Regions from separate parts of the Homo sapiens genome. Here regions 2, 3 and 4 are each linked to region 1. A link is a contact called in ENCODE Hi-C or POLR2A ChIA-PET data. All regions are on one chromosome and are shown on one strand. Each heading gives the region's core, a stretch centred on a gene start or an enhancer-like site at or near the end of the contact. The rest is flanking DNA. Distances are from core to core; before and after follow the strand shown.

The links. A loop is a pair of places that touch in the nucleus more often than their neighbours do. ChIA-PET counts read pairs that join two places held with the same protein, here RNA polymerase II (POLR2A). Pooled maps may share reads with other maps.
Region 2: a pooled map shows a loop between it and region 1 (18-fold over the local background). The contact joins the promoter of ZNF708 here to the enhancer-like site in region 1. A Hi-C loop is called at or near these places in 1 of 168 maps with a recorded cell type or tissue (ascending aorta) and 7 of 50 pooled maps. POLR2A ChIA-PET finds 5 or more read pairs at or near these places in 1 of 52 experiments (OCI-LY7).
Region 3: a loop to region 1 is called in a map with no recorded cell type, with 13 times the contacts of the local background. The contact joins the promoter of ZNF100 here to the enhancer-like site in region 1. A Hi-C loop is called at or near these places in 1 of 37 single-sample maps with no recorded cell type and 6 of 50 pooled maps. POLR2A ChIA-PET finds 5 or more read pairs at or near these places in 2 of 52 experiments (WTC11 and activated CD4-positive, alpha-beta T cell).
Region 4: a loop to region 1 is called in a pooled map, with 8 times the contacts of the local background. The contact joins the promoter of ZNF429 here to the enhancer-like site in region 1. A Hi-C loop is called at or near these places in 5 of 50 pooled maps. POLR2A ChIA-PET finds 5 or more read pairs at or near these places in 5 of 52 experiments (T-cell, activated CD4-positive, alpha-beta memory T cell, activated naive CD4-positive, alpha-beta T cell and 1 more).

What each region holds. Positions count from the first base shown.
Region 1 is chr19:20,233,889-20,241,071 of GRCh38, forward strand. LOC105372310 (a long non-coding RNA gene) reads right to left here. Exons shown (of 7, transcript XR_007067164.1): 2 at 6,612-6,749; 3 at 5,094-5,902; 4 at 4,400-4,662. Among named protein-coding and RNA genes, the nearest start is that of ZNF486, 70 kb to the left of the region's middle. RefSeq lists enhancers at 3,797-4,307, 4,819-5,337. Within about 2 kb of position 4,588, at least 17 of the 41 ENCODE cell types and tissues checked have a DNase peak (open chromatin) inside an H3K27ac peak, as active enhancers do; they include OCI-LY7, where a contact is called at or near this core.
Region 2 is chr19:21,324,049-21,331,134 of GRCh38, forward strand. It overlaps ZNF708 (zinc finger protein 708), which reads right to left and starts at 5,362. Exons shown (of 4, transcript NM_021269.3): 1 at 5,162-5,362. The coding sequence starts at 5,164. RefSeq lists enhancers at 3,305-3,826, 4,915-5,114, 5,155-5,334, 5,219-6,207 and a silencer at 5,454-5,675.
Region 3 is chr19:21,766,133-21,773,161 of GRCh38, forward strand. ZNF100 (zinc finger protein 100) reads right to left here and starts at 1,447. Exons shown (of 5, transcript NM_173531.4): 1 at 1,295-1,447. The coding sequence starts at 1,297. RefSeq lists a silencer at 1,434-1,611.
Region 4 is chr19:21,501,458-21,508,469 of GRCh38, forward strand. ZNF429 (zinc finger protein 429) reads left to right here and starts at 4,145. Exons shown (of 4, transcript NM_001001415.4): 1 at 4,145-4,317. The coding sequence starts at 4,315. LINC00664 (long intergenic non-protein coding RNA 664) reads left to right here. Exons shown (of 11, transcript NR_037194.1): 11 at 1-1,781. RefSeq lists enhancers at 3,926-4,528, 4,144-4,463, 4,474-4,833, 4,529-5,130.

The DNA.
Region 1 (7,183 bases), core at 3,338-5,837:
TAACTGGGCCTTTAATAACCTCCTGTTGCAGGCTTAATATTAGCCTTAGCTTGGAGTCACAAGGTTCAAGCTTTAATTTCCATGTGAGAGTTATTTACTTGGTTTTTGAAACTGTTCAAAAAATCCAGTGAAATTACTCAAACACTGTGTTTATATAAGGGATGGAAATTTTAAGGTGCTTAATTTTTTTTTTGAGATGGAGTCTTGCCCTGTCACCCAGGCTGGAGTGCCATGGTATGATCTCAGCTCACTGCAACCTCTGCTTCCCGAGTTCAAGTCATTCTCCTCCCTCAGCCTCCCAAGCAGCTGAAACTACAAAGTATGCGCCACCATACCCTATTAATTTTTGTATTTTTAGTAGAGATGGAATTTCACTATGTTGGGAAGGCTGGTGTGGAACTCCTGACCTCAAGTGATCTACCTGCCTCGGCCTCCCAAAATGCTGGGATTACAGGCATGAGTCACTGCACCTGGCTAAAGTGCTTGCATTTTATACCTTCATAAGAAAAGCAAATATACCTACTTCTTTCAGACAATATATGTATTATCTTATTATTTCTATTAAAAATAATGTAGTAACAAATTAGTCATATGGGAACACTTGTAGAAGGTACCATGTTTCATCACATATAATTTAGCATTACATTCAGAAATGAAGACAACAGGATATAGACATGAGATATTTATTCACTGTCACAAATTTACCCAGCAAAAGGAGGTACTGATGTTTTGATGAATTTATGTAACTCAATTATCTACAACATTTTCCTGTGGAAATATATTCATTGTCTACAGCCAAAATGAAAGAGAGATTTTTCTTATTTTTTCCCTTGGTAGCTAGCATTCTTAAAGTTAAGGCTTGGAATTCTGTTTGAAATCACTCAGCCATAAAAAACACACCTGAGAAAATTCCTAAACTCACTCTGGGAAAGAAAAAGATAAATGAGAATGATTAACAAATGGAATATATGATTAGATATTAATTTTTTGAAACTCATATTTTATTTTCTTTGTAAATATTTTCTTAACTTTCAAGCCCTACTAATAAAATGCAAATTTTAGTTAAAAAAACATGTCAGCTGGGTGCAGTGGCTCACGCCTGTAATCCCAGCACTTTGGGAGGCCAAGGCAGGTGGATCACTTAAGACTAGAAGTTTGGGACCAGCCTAGTCCATCTCTACTAAAAATACAAAAACTAGCTGGGCCTAGTGGTGCGCACCTGTAGTCCTAGCTACTTGGGAGGCTGAGGCCATGAGAATCAATTGAACCCAGGAGGTGGAGGTTGCAGTGAGCCGAGATTGAGCCATTGCATTCCAGCCTGTGCAACAGATTGAGACTGTCTCAAAAAAGAAAAAAAAAAAGGGAGGTCAAAATAAGTGAACAGATCGTTTCAAGGTACAGGTCGAATCACCCACCCCATCCTGCTCATTTACGTGCTCAATAACCACCCTCCCAGGAGACACTGCGATATGACCCAGTGAGTCCTCCAGGTGCATTTTACTTCCTAAATTTTTACGCCATCTCACTGGGGTCAGTTTTTTTTGTCTTTTGGAGTGTTTTTTTTTTAAACAAATTTTTCACTATTTTTCTGCCACCCCCCCCCTGCCCCCGCCAAGAAAATCTAGGGGACAGAAATTATTTGTTTTCCCCTCGATACCAGCATCTGGTTGGCTGACAAGCAATGTGTCTCCAAGAATTGGAAGCTAGGTTGGGTGAAGAGAATCATGTCTCAAGGGGTTAGCTTTTCTTTATTTTTTGTGAGATCGAGTCTTGCTCTTGTCGCCCAGGCTGGAGTGCAGTGGCGCAATCTCGGCTCACTGAAACCTCCGCCTACCGGGTTCACGCCATTCTCCTGCCTCAGCCTCCCGAGTAGCTGGGATTACAGGCGCCTGCCACCATGCCCGGCTGATTTTTTGTATTTTTTAGTAGAGATGGGGTTTCACCATGTTGGCCAGCCTCCAGGCTGGTCTCCAACTCCTGATCTCAGGTGACCCACCCACCTCGGCCTCCCAAAGTGCTGGGATTACAGGCGTGAGACACTGCACCCAGCCTCAAGGGGTTAGCTTTTCAGGAAAAAAAAAAAAAAAAGAAAAAAGAAGAAGTGCAACAGGAGATGCCTTTCAGCCCCAAGGCTGTCACCTGCTCTTTTGAGAGGCTACACTGTATACTTCAGGTGGTCCTATGGGAGAAAATGACCCAAGAGCTAATAGTCACTAGACACTCTACCAGACATAGCCATGGTGGGTATCTTGGTTTATTCCCAGAAAGTACTAAAACTCAGGCCCAGAAAAAAAACTGAAGGATAGCTGAGGACACATCACCCTACAAAGTTTACAAAGGGTAATCTTGACCCAAAAACATTTTGGTAAGTTCTCTGGAAAAATAAAAGAAAAAGAGGAGCCGGGCGCGGTGGCTCACGCCTAACCCCAGCACTTTGGAAGGCCAAGGCGAGTGGATCACGAGGTCAAGAGATTGAGACCATCCTGGCCCACATGGTGAAACCCCGTCTCTGCTTAAAATACAAAAATTTAGCTGGGCGTGGTGGCGCGCGCCTGTAGTCCCAGCTACTGGAAAGGCTGAGGCAGGAGGATCGCTGGAACCCAGGAGACGGAGGTTGCAGTAAATCGAGATCGCGCGACTGCACTCCAGCCTGGCAATAGAGCCAGATTCCATCTCAAAAAACAAAAACAACAAAAGAAATGCAGGCACAGATATTTTTTACAATACAGTGTCAGGGGATTATTCTTTGCTTTCTTCTGGGAAATATTTACAAAGAGAAAACAAGTCTTTTCAATAGTGTTATGCAATGCTTTAAAAAAAATGATTAATTGAGGAACGTGGGGTACATTTCAGGCCCTGCTTAGGACACATGTGAAAAATGCTAGGGAAAAATCAGTCCCCTGTGGGGTGTGGAAATAATTAAGTGGCAGGCAATTAGACTGAGGATGCTCTAGTCCTCGGATTCCTCCTTCTAAAATAAAAATCTAAACTCAAGTGCAGTTTTTGCTAAATTACTACATTCGGGAAACAAAATTCAGGCTTAAAAAACCATAAACTGCCAATTAAGCTCTGATTACATAACCAGGAAATTTCCACCTTAATTGTACAAAGAAACTACATAACTATACGTATTGAATTATTGAATATGGTTTTCTTCATCATGCACCTTATCAATGTTTCCTTCAAGCCCCTCCCATGGACCGCAAACTACAAACTATAGCTGGGTGCTCTTGAATGACTGATTAAATTATTTGATATTTTTGCGGTGACTCCCATAATTTATGTATTTATTTATTTTTTTAGACAAAGTCTTAGGCCGGGCGCGGTGGTTCACGCCTGTAATCCCAGCACTTTGGGAGGCCAAGGCGGGCGGATCACGAGGTCAGGAGATGGAGACCATCCTGGTTAACACAGTGAAACCCCGTCTCTACTAAAAATACAAAAAATTAGCCAGGCAAGGTGGCGGGCGCCTGTAGTCCCAGCTACTCGGGAAGCTGAGGCAGGAGAATGGCGTGAACCCCAGGGGGCGGAGCCTGCAGTGGGCCGAGATCGCGCCACTGTACTCCAGCCTGGGCGACAGCGAGACTCCGTCTCAAAAAAAAAAAAAAAAAAAAAAAGGACAAAGTCTTGCTCTGTCACCCAGGCTGGAATGCAGTGGTGTGATATCAGCTCACTGCAGCCTCCGCCTCCTGGGTTCAAGCGATTCTCTCTCCTCTGCCTCCCGAGTAGCTGGGACTAGAGACATTCGCCATCACACTCAGCTAATTTTTCTATTTTCTTTGTAGAGATGGGGTTTCCCCATTTTGCCCAGGCTGGTCTTCAACTCCTGACCTCAAGTGATCAGCCCTTCTCAGCCTCCCAAAGTGTTGGGATTACTGGCATTTCGTACCTGGCACCATACTTTTTTTTTTTCTTTGAGACGGAGTCTCCCTCTGTCGCCCAGGCTGGAGTGGTGGTGCAATCTCGGCTCAATGCAAGCTCCACCTCCCGGATTCCACACATTTTTAATAACAGAAAAGAGAAACTGTGAACCCCACGGACCAAAGCTCTTCCCATTCATGAACCCACATCCCGAGTCAGGATTCTCCCCTGACGACCCTCCCATGGTCCCTGCAAAATCTGGGAGAAACGCGGCGCTGCCGCTGCAGAGCTGCCTAGAAAGGGCTCCAGGCCATGGCACAGTCACTGCGAGAGGAAGAGACAGGAGGCCTGGCGGCCCGGCTGTCAGCGCAGTCGCCATCTTAAGGCTGAAGGGGGCTGAGGCCAACCTGGGCAAGGAGAACTTGGGGCGCACATTGTGGAGCTGACTGCGAAGAGGCCTGAGTCCCGCCACAGTCACTTCCCACCAGTTCCACCCTGCCCCTCTTCCTGTCTCGGGATGTCGGCCGGGCACTCTCACCATTTCTATGCTTCCAGGGTGTCCTGGGGTTTTAGCTGTGGATCTCCCAATACCTGCAGGTCACAGGGCCACAGAGGCTGGGCCTCCAGGAGAATAGGACACAGACCAGTGAAGACGAGACCTGAAACGCCGGCTGCAGCTAGAGACAAAGGCCGCGCCAAAAGCGGAAAGCCGTCCTCGTCGCTCCAGCTGCGTGCCTGATTGGACGGTTTCCAGCCCAGCGTCTCTGATTGGATAATGCTTTAGGTCCCGCCCCTCAGGCCCTGAGTGACAGAAGATGTGATCAGATGCTGGGCTAAGTGAAGAGAGACAGCCTAAGCTGCAGCCTTTACAGGCAGGGCTTCCTTCCTGAGCTGACCCAGGCCCCCCCCAGAGCATGAGAAAATTCTCTTTTGTACTCACTCTCCTTTTGAATGTATTCAAAAGGTGAACAGAAGTATTTTGCTGGCATATTAATAATACATAAAATTTTTGTTCAAGAGAAAATCAACGTTTACTTTGTTAGTAGTGTATTATCAATACTAAAGCTAATGTTTTTTTTTTTTTTTTTGAGACGGAGTCTCGCTTTGTCACCCAGGCTGGAGTGCAGTGGCGGGGTCTCGCTCACCCGATTTTCCTGCCTCAGCCTCCTGAGTAGCTGGGATTACAGCTACTATTGTTGAAAAACAATAGACAATCACAAAAACAAGCTGACCTTTTTGTGTTCCTTAAGCCCTGTCCTGAAGAGCCCTGTGACTGGGCTTTATGCCAAACAACTCGTTACTAAAGAGCTGTGGTCCCAGACTGCACCGAAGCTTCATGAGACCTCTCCTCGTCTGTGCACGGACGAGTGGCCAACTCTGGAGCCCAGGCTGTTGCTTCCCTGTCTGGTGGTGAATCCTCCACAGTCTGATGAGGGTGGTGTCTGACTCTGGAGCTCAGGCTGTTGCTTCTTGGTCTGGTGGTGAGTCCTTCATAGTCTGGTGAGTGCGGGTGTCCCACTCTGGAACCCATGCTGTTGCTTCCTGGCCTGGTGGAGAATCTTCCAGCCTGGAGAGTGCGGTGTCTGACTCTGGAGCCCAAGGCTGGAAACTTGGGGACGTCCCAAATCCCGGAATGGAAACTCCCCCAGTTCTCCCCCTTGGCGTGCCCTATCTGGTGAGTTTCGGGGGAACTCATGACCCAAGTCATAATAGGAATTTCAAGCCTCATAAAGACATCATGGTTGAAGCAGAGGTGTTTCGTTTCCAGCAAAGCCCAATAGCAAGCTAACAATTGCTCCTCGAAAGGGTTATAAGCTTTGCTGGCCTCTGGCAGTTTCTGGGTCCAAAACCAGAAATGTACCTCTTCCCATCTTGTTTCTGCCTAAGGCTCCAATTAGCATGTTGATCTAGGACAGTTACTTGCAGTTCTACGGGACCATCCCAAATGGGTCATAGATCCAGGGCCAGTTGCACTGCTTGTTTATCTTGTTCGGAAGCCATGATCTCTTTCTCTCCCCAAAGTCATAGCGTTTTCTGGTGGCTGCATGCAGAGGTTGTAACATGTTACCCAAGTGGGGAATATGATGTCTCCAGAATCCAAACAAGCCAATAAATTTCTGAGCCTCATTTTTAGTGGTAGGGGTTGCAAATTCTAGTATTTTAGGCTTAGCCTTTGGTAAAATGAATTATTTCCCTGCATTTCATAGGATGCAACCAGCCCCTATCTTGACACATTATCTTATAAGCAGTAAGGAAACACCATCCACTCTGGGAGATCCCCTCAGCGTCTCCTTTGCTGACTGGAATTCCCTGCAGCACTTCACGCACAAAGGTCTAAATTGCACTAATTTAGATTCCCAATTCTTACAAAGTCCGGTTCCCCTTGACCATTCAATTGCCAAGGGAGAGAACTGGGGGAGTTTCCATCCGGGGATATGGGAAGTCCTCGAGCCTCCCGCCCTGCCCTTGTTGCTAAAAAGTGGCACACTTTTGTTTTTGAATCCTGTTTGTGACACCAAAAGTGTTCTGTGCGGGAAACGCACGAGGGGGAGAAGGAAAGACACACACACAATACCTTTAAGGGTAAACAAGCTTCATTCCACGTAAATAGCAATGCAGATATAATAAGCAAATTATGTAATAAGCAAATCAATATAATAAGCAGATTGATATAACAAGTAGATTGATATAATAAGCAAATTGCAATGGGAAGAGGAGAAAGGAAAAAATATATATATATTTACACTCACCAGACTATGGAGGATTCACTACCAGAGTGGGAAGCAACAGCCTGGGCTCTAGCATCGGACATTGCACTCACCAGACAGTGGAGGCCTCACCACCAGATGGGAAGCAACAGCTTGGGCTCCAGAGTCGGCCGCTCATTCCTGCACAGATGAGAAGAGGTCTCATGAAGCTTCAGCCCAGTCTGGTATCCTAGCTCTTTTGTAACTAGTTGTTTCGCATGAGGCCTAGTCACGAGGGCCTTTCATGACCCGGCACGAGGAACATAAAAATGTCAACTTGTTTTTGCGATTGCCTATTGTTTTTCAATAACTAATGCATAGGAATAGATTGAAATAGAGATTTCTCCAAAACAGCACTGAATGAACGCTTGAAGGGGCTCACACAACCTGTTCTGGGACTCGGTGACCATTGTTTGTGTCCACGTTCAATTGAGTTCAAATTTATTATTTAACTTTTCCTCCACAAATTCGCCTGTCTTGATGAATCAGCTCTGTCTAGGCAAAGGGCAAGGTGAACCTCTTGGGCCTTACACAACCTCCACCTCCTGGGTTCAAGCGATTCTTCTGTTTCGGTC
Region 2 (7,086 bases), core at 4,112-6,611, 1.1 Mb after region 1:
CTAACATGGTGAAACGTTGTCTCTACTAAAAATACAAAAAAAAAAATTAGTCGGGCGTGGTGGCGGGCACTTGTAGTCCCTGCTACTGGGTAGGCTGAGGCAGGAGAATGGTGTGAACCCGGGAGGTGGACCTTGCAGTGAGCTGAGATCGCGCCACTGCACTCCAGCCTGGCTACAGAGCAAGACTCCGTCTCAAAAAAAAATAAACTTAAGTGTTTAAAAAATCCAGCGTTTCTTGGCTGGGCGCAGTGGCTTACGCCTGTAATCCCAGCACTTTGGGAGGCCGAGGCGGGCAGATCACCTGAGGTCAGGAGTTTGAGACCAGCCTGACCAACATGCAGAAACCCCGTCTCTACTAAAAATACAAAATTAACCAGGTGTGGTGGTGCATGCCTGTAATCCCAGCTACTCAAGAGACTGAGGCAGGAGAATAGTTTGAACCCAGGAGGCGGAAGCTGCAGTAAGCCGAGATCATGACATTGCACTCCAGCCTGGGCAATAAGAGAGAAATTCCATTTCAAAAAATAAAAAAAAAATCCAGCAGTTTCTCAAACACAGTGTTGACATAAGAGAAGAAAATTTTAGGGTGCTTATATTTCATATCTCAATAAGAAAAGCAAAAGTGTCCATTCCTTTCAAACAATAAATGCATTATTTTATTATTTCCATTAAAAGTCATATAGTAAACAATTAGTCATATGGAAACATGTCTAGGAGGTACCAAGTTTCAAATAAAATTTAGCTTAAAACTAGGAAATCAAGATAACAGGATTTGAACAGAGATATTCACTGTCACAAATTTACCCTGCAAAAAGAGGAGCTGATGCTTTCATGAATCTATGTAACTCAGCAATTATCTACCACATTTTCTTGTGAAAATGTACTCATTTTCTACAGCCAAAATGGGAAAGACATTTCCCCTATTCTTTTTCTTGGTAGCATTCTTAAACAGCCTTGAAATTTTATTGGAAATTACCAAGCCATAAAAAATACACCTGACACTGATGAAAGAAATCATAGATGGCACAAACAAATGGAAACAAATCCCACGCTCATGGATAAGTAGAATCAATATTGTGAAAATGACCATACTGCCAAAAGCAATCTACAAATTCAGTGCAATCCTTATCAAAATACCACCATAATTCTTCACAGAATTAAAAAAAATTCTAAAATTCATGTGGAACAAAAAAGAGCCTGCGTAGCCAAAACAAGGCTAAGCAAAAAGAACAAATCTGGAGGCATAACATTACCTGATTTCAAACTACACTATAAGGCCATAGTCACCAAAACAGCATGTTACTGGTTTAAAAATAGGCACATAGACCAATGGAACAGAATAGAGAACCCAGAAATAAACCCAAATACTTACAGCCAACTGATCTTCAGCAAAGCAAACAAAAACATAAAGTGGGGAAAGGACACCCTTTTCTACAAATGGTACTGGGATAATTGGCTAGCCATATGTAGGAGAATGAAACTGGATCCTCATCTCTCATCTTATACAAAAATCAACTCAAGATGGATTAAGGACTTAAACCTAAGATCGGAAACTATAAAAATTATAAAACATAACATTGGAAAAACCCTTCTAGACATTAGATTAGGCAAGGATTTCATGACCAAGAACTCAAAAGCAAATGCAATAAAAACAAAGATAAATATCAGGGACCTAATTAAATTAAATAGTTTTTACACGGCAAAAAGAACAGTCAGCAGAGTAAACAGACAACACATAGAGTGAGAAAAAATCTTCACAATCTATACGTCTGACAAAGGACTAATATCTAGAGTCTACAACAAACCCAAACAAATCAGTACAAAACAAACAATCCCATCAAAAAGTGGACTAAGGATATGAATAAACAATTCTCAAAAGAAGGTATACAAATGGCCAACAAACATATGAAAAAATCCTCAACATCACTAATGATCAGGGAAATGCAAATCAAAACCACAATGCGATACCACCTTACTCCTGCAAGAATGGCCATGATCAAAAAATCAAGAAACAGTAGATGTTGGCATGGACGTGGTGAACAGGGAACACTTCTACATTGCTGGTGGGAATGTAAACTAGAAAAGCCACTATGGAAAACACTGTGGAGATTCCTTAAAGAACTAAAAGTAGGATTACCATTTGATCCAGCAATCCCACAATTGGGTATCTACCCAGAGGAAAAGAAGTCATTATTCGAAAAATATACTTGCACACGCATGTTCATAGTGGCACATTTCACAATAGCAAAATCATGGAACCAACCCAAATCCTCATCAATCAATGAATGGATAAAGAAACTGTGGTATATATATACAATGGAATACTACACAGCCATAAAAAATGAATTAACAGCATTTGCAGTAACCTGGATGAGACTAGAGACTATTATTCTAAGCAAAGTATCTCAGGAGTTGAAAACCAAACATGGTATGTTCTGTTATGTGGGAGCTAAGCTATAAGGATGCAAAGGCATAAGAATGATACAATGGACTTTGGGGATTTGAGGGGAAGAGTGGAAGGGGGACGAGGGATAAAAGACTACAAATTTGGTGCAGTGTATAATGCTCTGGTGATGGGTGCACCAAAATCTCATAAAATAGGCTGGGCGCGGTGGCTCATGCCTATAATCCCAACACTTTGGGAGGCCATGGCGGGTGGATCACTTGAGATCAGGAATTTGAGACCAGCCTGGCCAACATGGAGAAACCCCGTTCTCTACAAAAAATACAAAAATTAGCTGGGCATGGTGGCACGCCCACCTGTAATTCTAGCTACCCGGGAGGCTGAGGCAGAAGAATTGCTTGAACCCGGGAGGCAGAGGTTGCAGTGAGCCAAGATTGTGCCATTGCACTCCAGCCTGGGCAACAAGAGCAAGAGTCCATATTAAATATAAATATAAATACATATATATTTGATTATATATATATTCACAAAAAATACATCTGAGAAAATTCCTAAACTTACTCTAAGAAAGGAAAACTTAAATGAGAATTTCTCACAAATAAAATACATGATTAATATTAATTTTTTCTGAAATCCACCTCTTTTATGCCCTCTGTTAATATTTTCTTACCTTCCAAGTCCTATTAATAAAATGCAATTTACAGTTAAATAATGGAAGTCAACATAAGTGAACAAATCTTTTCAAGGTGACAAACCCAGGGAGTGGTAGTGCTAATTAGAAAACAGATGTGTCTAGACCGGGCGCGGTGGCTCACGCCTGTATTCCCAGCACTTTGGGAGGCCGAGGCGGGCGGATCACCTGAGGTCTGGAGTTTGAGACCAGCCTGACCAACATGGAGAAACCCCATCTCTACTAAAAATACAAAAACATTAGCTGGGTGTGGTGGCACATGCCTGTAATCCCAGCTACTCGGGTGGCTGAGGCAGGAGAATCGCTTGAACCTGGGAGGCGGAGGTTGCGGTGACCCGAGATCGTGCCATTGCACTCCAGCCTGGGCAACAAGAGTGAAACTCCACCTCAAAAAAAAAAAAAAAGAAAAGAAAGAAAACAGATGTGTCTGACTGATATTCACCCACCCCATTCTGCTCACCTTAAGTGCTCAATAACCACCCTCTCAGGAGACATTACACTATGCCCCAGGTGCATTTTACTTTGTAAGTTCTTGCACCATCTCACTTGGGTCAGGTTTTTCTTTGTCTTTTGGGATACTTTTTTTTTTCCACAAAATTTAGAGAATTCAGGGGGCAGAAATTATTTCTGTGTTTTCCCCTCAATACCAGCATCTGATTGGCTGACCAGCACTGTGTCTCCAAGAAATGGAAGCTGGGTTGGGTGAAGACAATCTTAATGTCTCAAGGGGTTAGCTTTTCAAAGGAAGAGTATGCCAGGAGATGCCTCTCAGCCCCAGGGCATCCACCTGCTCCCTTGAGAAGCTACACTCCATACCTCAGGTTGTCCTCAGGGAGAAAAATGACCCAGGAGCTGATATTCACTAGACACTCTAGCAGAAAAAGTCATGATGTGTATCTTGGTTTACTCCAGACAGTACTGAAACCCAGGACCAGGAAAAAACTGAAGGGTGGCTGAAGACACATCACTCCGTAAAGTTTCCAAAGAAAAACCTTCACCTGAAAACAAACATTCTGATAAGATTTCTGTGCCTGAGGAAGATAAAAAAAAAAAAGCCATAGAAATTTCATAAAATACAGTGTCAGGGAATTATTTTTTGCTTTCTTCTCATGAGAAATATTTTCAACCAGAAAACAATTTTAAGTGCCATCCAATGCTTTGTCAAAAAATGATTAACTAAAATACAGTATCAAAAATGTACACTAAAGGAAAAACAGTTGAGAATGTGAATTAGGAAAGGCAAGCTGGCATTTGGAAATGTCAGAAGGAACTAGAAATTTAGTATTTTAGTTTATTTGCAGTTTAAATCTAACTGCAGGCCAGAGTTAGGCTGGAGGAATGGGGCTGGGAGGTACACTTGAGACCCCGCTTGGAACGCATGTGAAAAATGCAGGGGAAAATCAGTCCCCTGTGGAGTGTGAGAATAATTAAGTGGCAGGCAATTACACTGAGGAGGCTCTAGTCCCCGGCTTTCTACTTAACAGCAACAGCTACGTAAATGTACCTAACCGATTATTAAATATAGTTTTCTTCATCATGCACCTTATAAAAAGTCTTTCCTTCAAGCTCCTCCCATGAACCACAAACTACAAAACATACTTTTGTGCTCTACAATTATTGAATCACTCTTTGATTAAATTCTTTAATATTTTTTGCGATGACTGCCACAGATTTTTAATAGGAGAAAATAGGAACCGGGAACCCCACAGACCAAAGCTCTTCCCATTCATGAACCCGACCCCAAGTCAGGATTCTCCCCTGACCACCCTCCCATGGTCCCTGCACAATCTGGGAGAGGCGCGGCGCTGCCGGTGCAGAGCCGCCCAGAGAGGGCTGCAGGCCAGGGCACAGTCACTGCGCAGGGAAGAGACAGGACGCCCGGGGGCCCGGCTGTCGGCGCAGCCGCCATCTTATGGCTGAAGGGGACTGAGGCCGAGCTAGGCAAGGAGAACTCGGAGCGCAGATTGTGGAGATGACTGCGGGGAGTCCTGAGTCCCGCCACAGCCACTTCCCACAGGTTTCAACCAGCCCTTCCCCTCTCTCGGGATGTCGGACGGCACTCTCACCATTTCTAGGCTTCCAGAGGGTCCTGGAGTCTTAGCTGTGGATCTCCCAATACCTGCAGGTCACAGAGCCACAGAGTCTGGGCCTCTAGGAGCAGAGGACAAACAGCAGTGAAGACGAGACCGGAGCTCCGGCTGCAGCAAGAGACAAAGGCCGCGCCAAACCCGGAAGCCGCCCTGTCCGGTCCAGCTGCGTGTCTGAGTGAACTGTCCCCAGCTCAGAGTCCCTGATTGGATAATGTTAAAACCCGCCCCTTCAGGCCCTGAGGGACGGAAGATGTGATCAGATGCTGGGCTGAATGAAGTGTGACAGCCTATGCTGCAGCCTTTTCAGGCAAGGCTTCCTCCCTGAGCTGAGCCAGGCCCACCCGAGAGGGTGTTTGCCTTTAATCTTGTGTATAAGGTCATATGCCCTTATAAATAATATGCTATATGGCTATTCACAAATGAAAAGAATATAATAACCCAATTGTTCTAAAAAAAATTTTTTTTTTGAGATTGAGTTTCACTCTTGTTGCCCAGGCTGGAGTGCAATGGCGCGATCTTGGCTCATCGCAACCTCCACCTCGCGGGTTCAAGCGATTCTCCTGCCTCAGCCTCCCGCGTAGCTGAGATTACAGGCATGCGCCACCATGCCCGGCTAATTTTTTTGTATTTTTAGTAGAGACGGGGTTTCTCCATGTTGGTCAGGCTGGTCTCAAACTCCAGACCTCAGGTGATCCTCCCGCCTCGGCCTCCCAAAATGCTGGGATTACAGGCATGAGCCACTGCGCCCGGCCCAACTGTTCTAAAATTTTATATTTTGTGACCTTCCTGACTTCTGGTCCTTTGAGCAGGCAGCCTGAGATTTTAAAAAGGAGGCAATTCTCTGAAATAAAATGTGAGCCACAAGTTGGGCGCTGTACCTCACGCCTGTAATCCCAGTACTTCGGGAGGCCGAAGAGGGTGGATCATCTGAGGTTCAGAGTTCGAGATCAGTCTGGCCAACATGGTGAAACCCCGTCTCTAAAACAATACAAAAAAATTAGCTGGGCATGGTGGCAGGCGCCTGTAATCCCAGCTACTTGGGAGGCTGGGGCAGGAGAATCGCTTGATCCTGGGCGGTGGAGGTTGCAGTGAGACGAGATCACGCCACTGCACTCCAGTATGGACAACAAGAGTGAAACTCTGTCTCAAAAAAAATAAATAAATAAAATAAAATCATAAAATGTGAGCCACATGTAAATTTTAAATTTTCTAGTAGCCAAACTTTATTTTATATTTTTATTTTTTTAGACGGAGTCTCACATTGTTGCCTGGGCTGGAGTGCAATGGCGCGATTTCTGCTCACTGCAACCTCTGCCTCCCGGGTTCAAGCGATTCTCCTGCCTCAGCCTCCCAAGTAGCTGAGATAAAAGGCGCTGGCCACCATGCCCGGCTAATTTGTAGCCAAACTTTAAAAAGAGTTTAGCTCTATTTTTAAAAAGAAACAAAGAACAGGTGAAATTGATTGTAACAATTTAACCCAATATATCGAAAATATTGTCATTTTAATATGTGAGAAATATGTAATTATTAATGAAGTGTGTCTATATATATGGAACTAAACCTTTGAAACTAACTCGTATTTTACCTTTCTAGCACATCGCAGTTCAGACCAGGCGCATTCCAGGCAGCCAGTAGCAACACAGGGCCAATAGCTGCTACATTGAAGTGCAGCTCTGACATCAGGAGGGTGAACGACCTGAACATCCCTTTTCTGCCGGAGGTGAGGAGAGAGCCTCTCCCTACCAACATCTCTCTTCGGTTCTGAGGGTAGAACAGACAGTGGTCATAGACAGAGCAGAGGGCAGGCCGGGCGGAGTGGCTCACGCCTGTAATCCCAGCACTTTGGGAGGCCGAGGCGGGCGGATCACGAGGTCAGGAGATCGAGACCATCCCGGCTAAAA
Region 3 (7,029 bases), core at 197-2,696, 1.5 Mb after region 1:
TTAATTAAAATATGGTATAAACAAGTACACTAAAGGACAAATAGGTGATAATGTGAATTAGGAAGGAAAAGTTGACATTTGGGAACGCCAGAAGAAATTGGAAATTTAGTATCTTACTGCAAGCCAGAGTGAGGCTGGAGAAATGGGGGACGGGGGTTAGACTTAACAACCTGCTTGGGACACAGGTGAAAAATGCAGCAGAAAATCAGTTCCCCGTGGAGTGTGAAAATAATTAAGAGACAGGCAATTCCACTGAGGTGTCTCTAGTCCCTGGGTTCCTACTTAAAAAAAAAAAAAATCTAACTCAGGTGCATTTTTTTTTTAATTACTACATTCAGAGAAAATGTAGGCTTAAACAACTATAAACTGTTAATTAACCTCTGATTACACAACCAGGAAATCTTCACCTGTATTGTACAAATCAAGAAACTACGTTACTGTAACCAATTACTAAATTTAGTTTTCTTCATCATACATTTTATAAATGACTTTCCTTCAAGCCTCTCCCATAGACAACAAACTACAAACCATAGCTGGATACTCTATGATTCTTGAATCACTGTTTGATTAAATTCTTTAGGCCAGGCGCGGTGGCTCACGCCTGTAATCCCAGCACTTTAGGAGGCCAAGGCGGGCGGATCACGAGGTCAGGAGTTCAAGACCAGCCTGGCCAACGAGGTGAAACCCCGTCCCAACTAAAAATACAAAAAAATAAGGCCGGCCCAGTGACAGGCGCCTGTAATCCCAGTTACTCGGGAGGCTGAGCCAGGAGAATCTCCAGAACCCGGGAGGCGGAGGTTGCAGTGAGGGGAGATCGCGCCACTAAACCCTAGCCTGGGCGACAGAGCGACTCCGTCTCAAACAAACAAAAAAATCGTTAATATTTGTGCAGTGACTCCCATACATTTTTAATAGGAGAAAAGAGGAACTGGGAAAGCCACGGACCAAAGATCTTCCCATTCATGAACCCGCACCCCGAGTCAGGATTTTCCCCTGACGACCCTCCCGTGGTCCCTGCACAATCTGAGAGAGACGCGGCGCTGCGGGTGCAGAGCTGCCAAGAGAGGGCTCCAGGCCAAGGCACAGTCACTACGCAGGGAAGAGAAAGGACGCCTGGGGTCCTGGCTGTCAGCGCAGCCGCCATCTTATGGCCGAAGGGGACGGAGGCCGAGCTGGGCAAGGCGCAGATTGTGAAGCTGACTGCGGAGAGGCCTGAGTCCCGCCACAGCTACTTCCCACCAGTTCCAACCAGCCCTTTCGCCGTCTCTCGGGATGTCGGACCGGGCACTCTCACCATTTCTAGGCTTCTAGGGGGTCCTGGCGTCTTAGCTGTGGATCTCCCAATATCTGCAGGTCAGAGGGCCACACAGGCTAGGCCCCTAGGAGCAGAAGACACAGAGAAGTGAGAGCAAAACCTGGAGCTCCGGCTACAGCGAGAGACAAAGACCCCGCCAAACCCGGAAGCCGTCCAGTCCGCTCCAGCTGCATGCCTGATTGGACGGTTTCCAGCCCAGCGTCCCTGGTTGGATAATGCTTAAATCCCCGCCCTGTCAGGCTTTGAGTGACAGAAGATGTGATCAGATGCGGGTTCAATGAAGAAAGAGTGACAGCCTAGACTGCCCCCTCTTCTGACAGGGCTTCCTCCCTCAGCTGAGCTAGGCCCATCCCAGAGAGTATTTGCCTTTAAATTTGTGTATAAGGTCATATGTATAAATAAATAATACATTATATAGCTATACACAAGTGAAAAGAATATAACAATTATTTTAAAATTTCAGCTTTTATGACCTTCCTGGCTTCTGGCCCTTTGAGCAGGCAGCCTGAGATTTTAGAAAAGAGAAAATCATCTAAAATGAATGTCAGCCACATGTGGATTTGAAATTTTCTAGTAGCCAAACTTTAAAAAGAAACAAGTTGAACTGATTGTTAACAATGTAATTCACCCATTATATTCAAAATATTATCATTTTAATGTGTGAGAAATATGTAATTATTGATAAAATATATAAATATTTGGAACTAAATCTTTGAAGCTGACTTTGTATTTTACCTTTCTAGCATATCGCATTTCAGACCAGGCACATTGTGGGAACCCAGTAGCCACACATGGACAATAGCTGTCACATTGAAGTGCAGCTCTGATGTCAGCGGTGTGAAGGGCCTGAACATCTCTTTCCTGCGAGAGTGAAAGAAGAGACTCTCCCTACAAACATCTCTCTTTGGTTCCTAGGGTGGACCAGATAGTTCCCATAGAAAGAGCTGAGGGCAGTAGGAATAAAATAGCCACAGGTAATAAACAACTGCTGGCCACCTGTTGCCCACCTTTCTTTTAGAGACCAGATAGTGAACAAAGGATGATGGGGCCACAGGAGAAAAAACAACTATGTCTTCAGTTCTGTCCACACACTTGAACTCCAGTATTTAGAGATGGAGAAAATAGATTAAAAACAAACATAGTTTGCTATATGGTCTTGGCCCTAACAATCAGGCTGTGTTTATCTGTTTTCTCCTGTGGTGTGGGGGACTATGTGAGTCTAAGCACCAATCACACGCATACATGTCTACAGGTATTTCTGCATTACCCAAAATTCTCTTACAAAACATCGAACTTTAAATCAGGGGAAGAAATCAGTACCTAGAGGGTGTCCACTGTTAGAAGCCAACTCTTAGTCAACCTGTCACTGAATCCTGGCAACTTATCTGTACTGGGTGCATGTATTAGTTAGCTATTGAGGCATAACAAATCATCCAAAACTTATTAGTTTATAATTGAAATGGTTGGCCATTTAGGCCGAGCTGAGTGGGGCCATTCTTCTGGTCTCAGCTGAGCTCCTTCAGACATGTATCATCACCTGCTTTTTGACTAGACAGCTGTGCATCTGGGGGTGAGCTTCTGCTCCTGGGTCTGTCAACAGGGGCACCTTGCTTCTCCTCTTCATGGTATCTTATTTTCCAGCTGGCTAACATGGGCATTATTCATGGAGATGGCAGCATTCTAAAAGAAAAAGAGAAGCAGTCAATACCATTTGAGCCTGGGCCCCAAACTGGCCCACTGTCATGTTCACAGGTTTCTGTTGACCTGAGCAAATAAGGTCAGCCAGATATAGGGCTTTGAAAACAGATTCCAGATCTTGATGGAAACAGCTGTAAAAGCACCTGGTTATGGGCAAAGATACAAGAGGGATGAAAAAATGTCATTTTGCAATCAGTATCATTCTACCTTTTTTGCATATGTGGTATATAGAACTCTTCCACATCAGGAAACTTGTGCAAAGTCCTACGGCTACTAAGTGGCTGGGCTGAGACTCAGGATCAACTTTATCTGACTCCAAAGCCCATGCACCTCCATAGATGACACTACTAAAGTAGCTGCCCTGCCCTAGACTATTGAAATCCTGGAGAGTGACACTTCCATAGTAGAAGTCAGATTCCTTTTAGATTTGTGCTCATTTGGGAATAATCCTCACAAAAATTGCAGAAGCACACGGTGGCTCTCACCTGTATTTTTAGTACTTTGGGAGGCTGATATGGGAGATTTATGTGAGCTTAGGAGTTCCAATGCAGCCTGATCAACATAATAAGATTCTGTTTCCATGACAAAAATGAAGAAATTAGCCACCCATGGTGGTGCATGCCTATAGTCCCAGATACTTAGGTGGCCGAGGCAGGAGGATTGCTTAAGCCTGGAAAGTCAAGGCTGCAGTGAGCTATGAGTAGTTACACCACTGCAATCAAGACTGGGTGACAGAGTGAGTCCCTGTCTCAAAAAAAAAAAAAGAAAGAAAAAAATTGGAGAAGCATTTTGAAAAGATATAAAATAATTTGGGGAAATAACTGAAGGATGAGTTTAGAAAATCAAAGACCAACAACACATTATTTATTTTTCATCATAGAAAATAGTTGAAATCCATTAAAAGGAAAAATCTTTAGAGAAATTAATAAATTTTTTAAATTTATTTTTTATTTTTGAGATGGAGTCTCGCTCTGTCACCCAGGCTGGAGCACAGCAGTGCGATCTTGGCTCACTGCAACCTCGGCCTCCCCAGTTCAAGCGATTCTCCTGCCTCAGCCTTCTGAGTACCTGGATTATAGGCATCCGCCACCACGACCAGCTAATTTTTGTATTTTTAGTAGAGACGGGGTTTTACCATGTTGGTCAGGCTGCTCTCGAATTCCTGACCTCGTGATCTGCCCACCTTGTCCTCCCAAAGTGCTGGGATTACAGGCGTGAGCAGCAGAGTCCAATTGAGCATGGAATGATTTGCAGATTGGGTAGCCTGTGGATCCAGAGTAGGCGCAGAGAGACTCTAGCACAGCCACATGATGAAAACAGATTGATAGACAGCAAAAGCAAAGTGACATACAGAAAATGAAAGTGAGGTACAGAAACAGCCAGATTGATTACAGGTTGGGATTTGCCTTATTTAATCATGATTTGAACACTTGATGTTCTTTTATTGGCAGAAGCACAGTGGTTGGTACAATAATGGGTTACAGTCTATTTATATATCCAGTTAGGTTTCAGTTTACTATGTACAAAAAAACCTAGTGACCAAAGTTAAACAGGAAAGGGTGCAGCTTTAGAGATAATTAATTTAACAATTTCTCCCTTTTGGTCACGTTCTCAATTTTGAGAGATAGACCAAAACTTTAGACATTGATATTACTCTGTCACCATCAAAAGTGTACTTATTTAGTCTCAAATCCCACTATGAAATAGCAGAACTGTGGGTTTTAAAAGTGGAAACAAGGACTTCACGTTATTTGTTTTTTAGGGTTGCAGTAGAGGGGACCATCTTGTATCGAAATCTGCTGTTTCCAAAATAAAAATAAAACCTACCCTGTTTTAAGATCTACCTATTTACTTAAATTTTTAATTTGATTATTTCACATTTAGCATGAGTGACTCCATTTACTTTGATTTGGTCTGTTTGGGCCTAGTGCACAAGGTCAGTCCAGAATAATGGCCTCCAATAATTTTGTTTAAAAATTTTCCACCTTTTGGTTAAGTTCTCAAATAGGTCAGAGTGTGACTAAAACTCAGGGTCTTAGTGTCACTCTCAGTTTCTATTATTTTTGGTTTTTGTTTTTATCAGTTCATTCATAGGTTATGGTGTCCTCATGGTCACGTATGTATTTGACTTTTTGTGGTTCCAGTTAAAGAGAGACTATTTCACATTCTAGAGATAACTGCATGCAAACTTCAATAACTTTTGAGAGAATACAGTGCAGTAGGGAGACTACTATTTTGACTATCTGGGGGTAATAACCAAAAGTTTCAAGTATGCTTTTTAGTCAGGGTCCCATGAACCCACCAACTAAAATTAAATAGATCAAATAATTAGCTACATAAATGTTCTCCTCATTTCAAACAAGCAGCCTATTCACTAATCTCCTACAACTGAATCTCTGTAATACCTGGTGAATTTCTCTATGTGCAACTATAAGTATTAGCAACTTCACAGATACTTCTCTGTTTATCCAGTAAATAATCTAGAGAAATTCTATTATTTACCACAATTTTACTAAGAAAAATTAAAGTCTATTGTGTAACCATAGCCTTTACAATAGAATTTGCTATAGAGCCCTATTATGGGGAATAAATTTCTTTTTTTCTTTTTTTCTTTTTTTTTTCCGAGACAGAGTCTCACTCTGTTGCCCAGGCTGGAGTGCAGTGGCATGATCTCAGCTCACTGCAACCTCTGCCTCCAGGTTCAAGCGATTCTTCTGCCTCAGCCTCCCCAGTAGCTGGCATTACAGGCACACGCCACCACGCCCTACTAATTTTTGTATTTTTAGTAGAGATGGGGTTTCACCATGTCGGCCAGGCTGGTCTCAAACTCCTGACCTGGTGATCTGCCTGCCTCGGCCTCCCAAAGTGCTGAGATTACAGGCATGAGACACTGCGCCAGCATAGGGAATAAATTTTTAACCATTGCCTCATTTACTCTAAACCATGGGGGAAAAAAAGACCTAACAAGTGATACCCATTAAGAAGAGTACTGGCCTCCTGGCAACACTCTGTAATCTATTCTGAATAAGTTCTCTTTAACTTATAAGGTAGGTTAAGAGCAGTGGACAAATATTCCATTTTTGATATTATGAGGCAACAGATGTCCTATTAAAAATTCTCACCAGGCCGGGTGCAGTGGCTCACGCCTGTAATCTCAGCACTTTGGGAGGCTGAGGCGGGCAGATCACGAGGTCAGGAGATCGAGACCATCACGGCCAACATGGTGAAACCCTGTCTCTACTAAAAATACAAAACTTAGCTGGGTGTGATGGCATGTGCCTGTAATCCCAGCTATTCAGCAGGCTGAGGCAGGAGAATCATTTGAACCATGGAGTCGGAGGTTGCAGTGAGCTGAGATCACACCACTGCACTCCAGCCTGGGCAACAGAGTGAGACTCCATCTCAAAAAAAAAAAAAAATCTCTCCCATATTGGCCCTTCGTCTTTTACCTATCAAGGCATAAGTTTGCCCATATAGAAGGTTGGCTGCAAAATCATTTTCATGTAAAAGTGTAGCTCATGAAGGCACACAAGTGACCCCTTTTTTATTTCTGTCATTTGGAGAGCCATAAGAAAAAAACAGTGGACTAAGAGTGTCGTAATAGCAGAGATGTCTTTCTTGATTTTTTTATCTTGTTAAAAAAAAAGCTATCTATGTTAATGTTACCATCTGCTTTTGAGGAGAAGCTTCCCTGCTTAGCTTTACTTTAAGATCTCCAATGGGTATACAATTGCAAGTTTGGAGGGGCCCTTCTGAGTCATGAGATTATCAAACCAAGGTTTAAAGTCCTGAAGTCTTGCTGCAGTGTAGATGGCAGGCAGACTCAATCTCTCTGGTTTCTAAATTATAAAGGGTTTTATAGTATTCCATCAGTAAACCATTAAAAGCATTCTTTACCTAGTGAAAATATGCTTTGCCGTAATGCATTAAAGCTTTGCTGCATTTAGTCATATTAGACTTCAGTAGCAGAAGATACATGAGGTTCTTTTATCAGGTGCATAAGCCTTCCAATGACT
Region 4 (7,012 bases), core at 2,895-5,394, 1.3 Mb after region 1:
ACTAGTCTACTGACTGAGGAGAGTAAAACCCTTTATAATCAAGAACCCAGAGATTGAATCTGCCTGCCACCTACACTGACGCAAGACTTCAAGACCTTGAACATTGGATTGATAATCTCACAACTTAGAAGGGCCCCTCCAAACTCTTGAAATTGTAAACCCATAGGAGATTTTAAGGTAAAGCTAACCAGGAAAGTTTGTCCTCAAAAGCAGATGGCCGTCTCCATGTAGATAGCTTTTTTCACAAGATCAAAAATCAAGACATCTCGTTATCATGACACTCTTAGTTCACAGTTTGTTTATGGTTCTACAAACCACAGAAATTTTAAAAAGTGGTCTCTTGTGTGCACTCATGGGGGTATACTTATATGTAGAGAATTTTGCAGCCAACATTATGTATGAGGAAACTTATTCCTTGAAAGGTAAAAGAAGAAGGGCCAATGTAGGTGAGAAGTTTTAATGAAACATTTGTTTTCTCACAATATCAAAAACAGAATATTGGTCCACTGCTCTTAACCTATTTCATAAGTTAAAAAGAACTTATTCAGAATAGGTTAAAGAGCATTGCCAGGAGGCCATTACTCTTCTGAATGGGTATCACTGTTTAGAGTAAATGAGGCAATGGTTACAAATTTATCCCTCTCAATAGGGCTCTATAGCAGATTATACCATAAAAACTATGCTTACACAATAGACTTTAAGTTTTCTCACAAAGTTATGCTAAATATAATTTCTTTTGATTACTTACTGGATAAATAGATATCTGTGCAGTTGCTAATAGTTGCCCATGGAGAACTACAGCCGGTATTACAGAGATGCAGTTGTAGATGATTCATGAACAGGCTGATTAGATGAAATGAGTAGATCATTTATCTAGCTAACTATTTGATCTATTTAACTTTAATTGGTTGTTCATGGGGACCCTGGCTAAAAAGCATGCTTCAAACTCTTGGTATTATCCTCCTGATAGTCAAAATGGTAATCTTCCTACTGCACTGTATTCTCTCAAAAGATGTAAACGTTTGAATGTAGTCATCTGTAGAATGTCAAATGGTCTCTCTTTAACTGGAATGACAGAAACTCAAAGACATATGTGACTATGAAGACAGCACAACCTATGAATGACATGCTAAGGACAAAAAACAAAAATAATGGAAACTGAGAGTGGCACTAAAGCCCCGAGTTTTGGTTACACTGTGACCTATGTAAGAACTTAACCAAACGGGGAATTTTTTAAAGAAAACTATTGGAGGCCATAATTCTGGACTGAGCTTATGCACTAGGTCCAAACAAACCAAACCAAAATGAGTCACTCATGCTGGATGTGACATAATTAAACTAAAAATTTAAGGCAACAGGTAGATTCTAAAACTGGCCAGGTTTTGTTTTTCTTCTCTAAATAGCAGATTTCAACACAAGGAGGTCCCCTGTACTCTAACACTTTAAAAAACAAATAAAAATAATTTCAAAATAATAAGCTGAAGTTTTTATTTCCACTTTACAAACCCACAGTTCTGCTGTTTCACAGTGAGATTCGAGTCTAAATAAGTACATTTTTGATGGTGACAAAGTGATATTAATGTCTAAAGTTTTGGTCTCAAACTTGAGAAGATGACAAAAGGGAGAAATTGTTAAATTAGTTGTAGCCTAAAGCTTCCCTCTTATGTTTAATTTTGGCTAATAGGATTTGTTTTTTGTTTTTTGTTTTTTTACATAGTAAACTTAATGTTCAAATGGGACATATCTTAAGCTGTAATAAATCTGGCTGTTTCTGTACCTCACTTCCATTTTCTGTATGTCATTTTGCTTTTCTGGTTCATAAAAATTTTACCAACATGTGGCTGTGTTGGAGTCTCTCTGAGCCTACTCTGGATCCATAGGTTACCCGATTTGCAAATCATGATTTGCTCATTTAAACTGTTAAATTTAATTTTTCTAAAGTTTTCTTCTTTTACAAATTTTCAAATTTTTTATGATGAAAATAAATAATGTTATTGAGCTTTGATTTTCTAAAATCATCCCACAGCTATTTTCCCAAATAATAATAATATAATAATAAATAATAATACAATAATTTCCCAAATAATAATAAAAATAGTGAAAAGGCAGCTGATGATACATGTCTGAAGGACCTCAGTTGAGCCCAGCCTAAATGGCTGACCATCTCAATTACGAGCAAATAAGTTTTGGATGGTTTGTTATGCTGCAATAGCTAACTAATACATGCACCCTGTGCAGATGGAATGCCAGGATTTAATGACAGGTTGATTACTAGTTACCTTCTGACAGTGGACACCCTAAAGATACTGACTTTTCTTTTCTTTTTTTCCCGATTTGAAGTTGGATGTCTCCTAAGACAATGTTGAGTAATGCAGAAATACAGGTAGACATGTATGTGTGTGATTGGTGCTTATACTCACACAGTACCCCACACCACAGGAAAAAAACAGATAACCACAGCCTGACCATTAGAGCCAAGGCCAAACAGCAAAATAAGTTTGCCTTTAATTTATTTTCTTCATATCTTTTTTTTTTTTTTTTTTTTTTTTTTTCCGAGACGGAGTCTCGCTCTGTCCCCCAGGCTGGAGTGCAGTGGCGCGATCTCGGCTCGCTGCAAGCTCTGCCTCCCGGGTTCAAGCCATTCTCCTGCCTCAGCCTCCAGAGTAGCTGGGACTACAGGCGCTCGCCACCACGCCCGGCTAATTTTTTCTATTTTTTAAGTAGAGACAGGGTTTCACCGTGTTAGCCAGGATGGTCTCGATCTTCCGACCTCGTGATCCGCCCACCTCGGCCTCCCAAAGTGCTGGGATTACAGGCGTGAGCCACCGCGCCCGGCCTTCTTCATATCTTAAAGTTAGAGGTTAAGACTGTGGACAGACCCAAAGACATAGAGTTTTCTTCTCCTGTCTCCTGTGGCCCCAGAATTTTTTGTTCACTGTCTGATCTCTGGATGAAAGGTGGACAACAGGTGGCAAAGAGTGGTCTACCTGTGGTTATTTTATTTGTGCTGCCCTCTGCCCTTGCTATGGCCACTATCTATCGCACCCTCAGAACCGAAGATAGATGTTAGTAGAGAGAGGCTGTCTCCTCACCTCTGGCAGAAAAGGGATGTTCAGGGCCTCCACCCACCTGACATCAGAGCTGCACTTCAACGTGGTGGCTGTTGGCCATGTGTGGCTCCTGGGTGCCTGGAATGTGCCTGGTCTGAACTGCAATTTGCTAGAAAAGTAAAATACAGAGTTGGTTTCGAAGATTTAGTTCCAAAAATATATATAGTGCCTTAATAATTACATATTGCTGTGACCCCAGAAAATCTGAGACATCAGTTAATTTAGAAAGTTTATTTTGCCAAGGTTGAGAACACGCCTATGACATAGTTTCAGGAAGTCTTGAGGACACCTGCCCAAGGTGGTCAGGGAACATATTGGTTTTATACATTTTAGGGAGACATGAGACATCAATCAATATATGTAAGAAGTACATTGGTTCAGTCTGAAAAGGTGGGACAACTTGAAGCAAAGGCAGGAAGACACGAAGCTGGAGGGAGCTTCCAGGTCACAGATAGGTGGACTCAAATTCTTTTGAGTTTCTGATTGGCCTTTAGTTCCCAGCTTGAGTTTTCCTTAGTAATTTTGGGGGCCCAAGATATTTTCCTTTCACATTGCTCACATATTAAAATTATAATACTTTAAACATATTGGGTTAGTTACATTATTACAATCAATTCCACGTGTTTCATGTTTCTTTTTAAAGTTTGGCTACTGGAAAATTAAAAATTCACATGTGGCTCACATTTTATTTCAGAGGACTGCCTCCTTTTTAAAATCTCAGGCTGCCTGCTCAAAGGACCAGAAGCTAGGAAGGTGATAAAAGCTAAAATTTAAAAGTAATTGTTATTATATTCTTTTCATTTGTGACTAGCCATATAGTATATTTATAAATGCATATGACCTTACACACAAGGTTCAATGCAAACACCCTCTAGGGTGGGCCTGGCTCAGCTCGGAGGAAAGCCTGCCTGAAAAGGCTGCAGCTAGGCTGTCACGCTTCATTCTGCCCAGCAACTGATCACCCTCTGTCACTCAGGGCCTGAGAGGGCGGGTCTTAAACATTATCCAATCAGGCACGCAGCTGGAGCGACAGGACGGTTTCCGGAATATGGCGGGGCGTTTGGCTCTTGCTGCAGCCAGAGCTCCAGGTCTCGTCTTCATTTCTGTGTCCTTTGTTCTTAGAGGCCCAGCCTGTGTGGCCCTGTGACCCGCAGATATTGGGAGATACACAGCTAAGACTCCAGGACCCCCTGGAAGCCTAGAAATGGTGAGAGTGCCGAGTCTGACATCCCCAGAGAGGGGGAGGGGCTGGTCGGAACCGTGAGAAGTGGCCGTGGCGGACTTAGGTCTCCCGGCAGTCAGCTCCACAATCTGCGCCCGGAATTCTCCTTGCCCAGCTCGGCTTCAGTCCCCTTCAGCCATAAGATGGCGACTGTGCTGACAGCCGGGCCCCGGGCGTCCTGTCTTCCCTCCGCAGTGACTGTGCCTGACGTGTAGCCCTGTCTGGGGAGCTCTGCACGCGCAATTCCGCAGTCTCTCCCAGATTGTGCAAGAACCATGGGAGGGGCGTCAGGTGAGAATAGTGACTCGGGATGCGGGTTCATGAGCGGGAAGAGCTTTGGTCCGTGGGGTTCCCAGTTCCCATTCTCTCCTATTAAAAATCTATGGGAGTGGCCGGGCGCGGTGGCTTATGCCTGTAATCCCAGCAGTTTGCTGGGAGGCGGGCAGATCACTGAGGTCCGGCATTCGAGAACAGCCTGGCCAACATGGTGAAACCCCCTCTCTGCTAAAAATACAAAAATTAGCCGGATGTGGTGGCAGGCATCTGTAATCCCAGCTATGTGGGAGGCTGAGGCACGAGAATCGCTTAAACCCAGGAGACCAAGATTGTGCCATTGCACTCCAGGCTGGTTGACACAATGAGACTATCTCAAACAAAAAAAAAAAAAAAAAAGGGGAGTCACTGCAAAATATTAAAGAATTTAATTAAAGAGTGGTTCTAAAATTGTAAAGCACCCAGCTGTGGGATGTAGTTTGTGGTCCTTTGGAGGAGCTTGAAGGAAAGACTTTGCGCATGGTACAAAAACGCAAATTCAGTTATTGGTTAGGTAGGGTTACGTAGTTTCTTAATTTCCATCTTCAGCTTACAAAATTTCCTGGTTATGTAATCAGAGCTTAATTCCAGTTAATAGTTAACCCTGTATTTGTTTTCCCCAGTGTAGTAATTTACAAAAAAAAAAGCATTTGAGTTAGTTTTTTGTTTTTTTTTTTTTTTTTTTGAGATGGAGTTTCCCTCTTCTTGCCCAATCTGGACTGCAGTGGCGCGATCTCGGCTCACTGCACCTTCCGCCTCCGTGTTCAAGTAATTCTCCTGCCTCAGCCTCCTGAGTAGCTGGGATTATAGGCAGGCACCACCACGCCCGGCTAATTTTGTATTTTTAGTAGAGACGGGGTTTCTCCGTGTTGGTCAGGCTTGTCTTGAACTCCCGACCTCGGGTGATCCGCCCATCTCGGCCTCCCAAAGTGCTGGGATTACAGGCGTGAGCCACGGCTCCCGGCTTGAGTTAGATCTTTTAAAAGTAGGAATTCAGGGACTACAGCCACCTCAGTCGAATTGCCTACCACTTAACTATTTTCACTCCCTACACAAAACTGATCTTCCCCTGCATTTTTCACAGGTGTCCTAAGCAGGGTCTCAAATCTACTCCCACGCCCCCCATTCCTCCAGCCTAACTCTGGCTTGCAGTAAAATACAAAATTTCCATTTCCTCCTGACAATCCCAAATGCCAACTCCCACTACTCCCTAATTCACACTATTAACTATTTGTCCTTTAGTGTACATTTTTGATACTGTATTTTAATTAAACATTTTTTGACAAAGCATTGGATGGCACATTTAAAAAGATTTGTTTTCTGTTTATAAATATTTTCCATAAGAAGAAAGCAAGGAATAATCTTCTGACACTGTATTGTAAAAAAATCTTTGTCTCTTTTCCTTTTATCTTCCCTAGGCATAGAGATTTTATGAGAATGTTTTGGCATCAAGGTTTTTCTTGGAATTTTTGTGGGGTGATGTGTCCTCAGCCACCCTTTAGTTTTTTTCCTGGTCCTGGGTTCCAGTACTGTCTGTGAATAAACCAAGATATCAGTCATGGCTATGTCTGCAAGACTGTCTAATGAATATTAATTCCTGGGTCATTTTCTCCCATAGGACAACCTGTGGTATGGAGTGTAGCCTCTGAAGGGAGCAGGTGTATTCCCTGGGGCTGAGAGGAATCTCCTGGTGTACTTTTCGTTTGAAAAGCTAACCCCTTCAGATGTTAAGACTGTGTTCACCCAGCCCGACTTTCCTTTCTTTGGGCCACATTGCTGGTCACCCAATCAAATGCTGGTATTGAGTTGAAAACAAATAATTTCTGACCCCTTGATTCTCTACAATTTGTGAAAAAAGACTAGTATCTCTGCCAGGCACGGTGGCTCACGCCTGTAATCCCAGCACTTTGGGAGGCCAAGGTGGGCAGATCACCTGAGGTCAGGAGTTCGAGACCAGCCTAGCTAACATGATGAAATTCCGTCTCTACTAAAAACAGAAAATTAACCAGGCGTGGTGGTGCATGCCTGTAATCCCAGCTACTCAGGAGGCTGAGGCAGAAGAACTCGGGAGGCGGAGGTTGCGGTGAGCCGAGATCGTGCCATTGCACTCCAGCCTGTGCAACACGAGTGAAACTCCATCTGAAAAAAAAAAAAAAGGTGATATCTCAAAAGACAAAAGAAACCCTGACCCCGGTGAGATGAGGCGAGAAATTGCAAAGTAAAATGCACTTGGGACACTTACTGGAACATAGAGCAGTCTCCTGAGAGGGTGGTTATTGAGTACTTAAGTGACTTAAGTGAGCGGGATGGGTAGGAGAATCTCTCAAGTGATTGAACTTGACACATGAGTCGGACACATCTGTTTTCT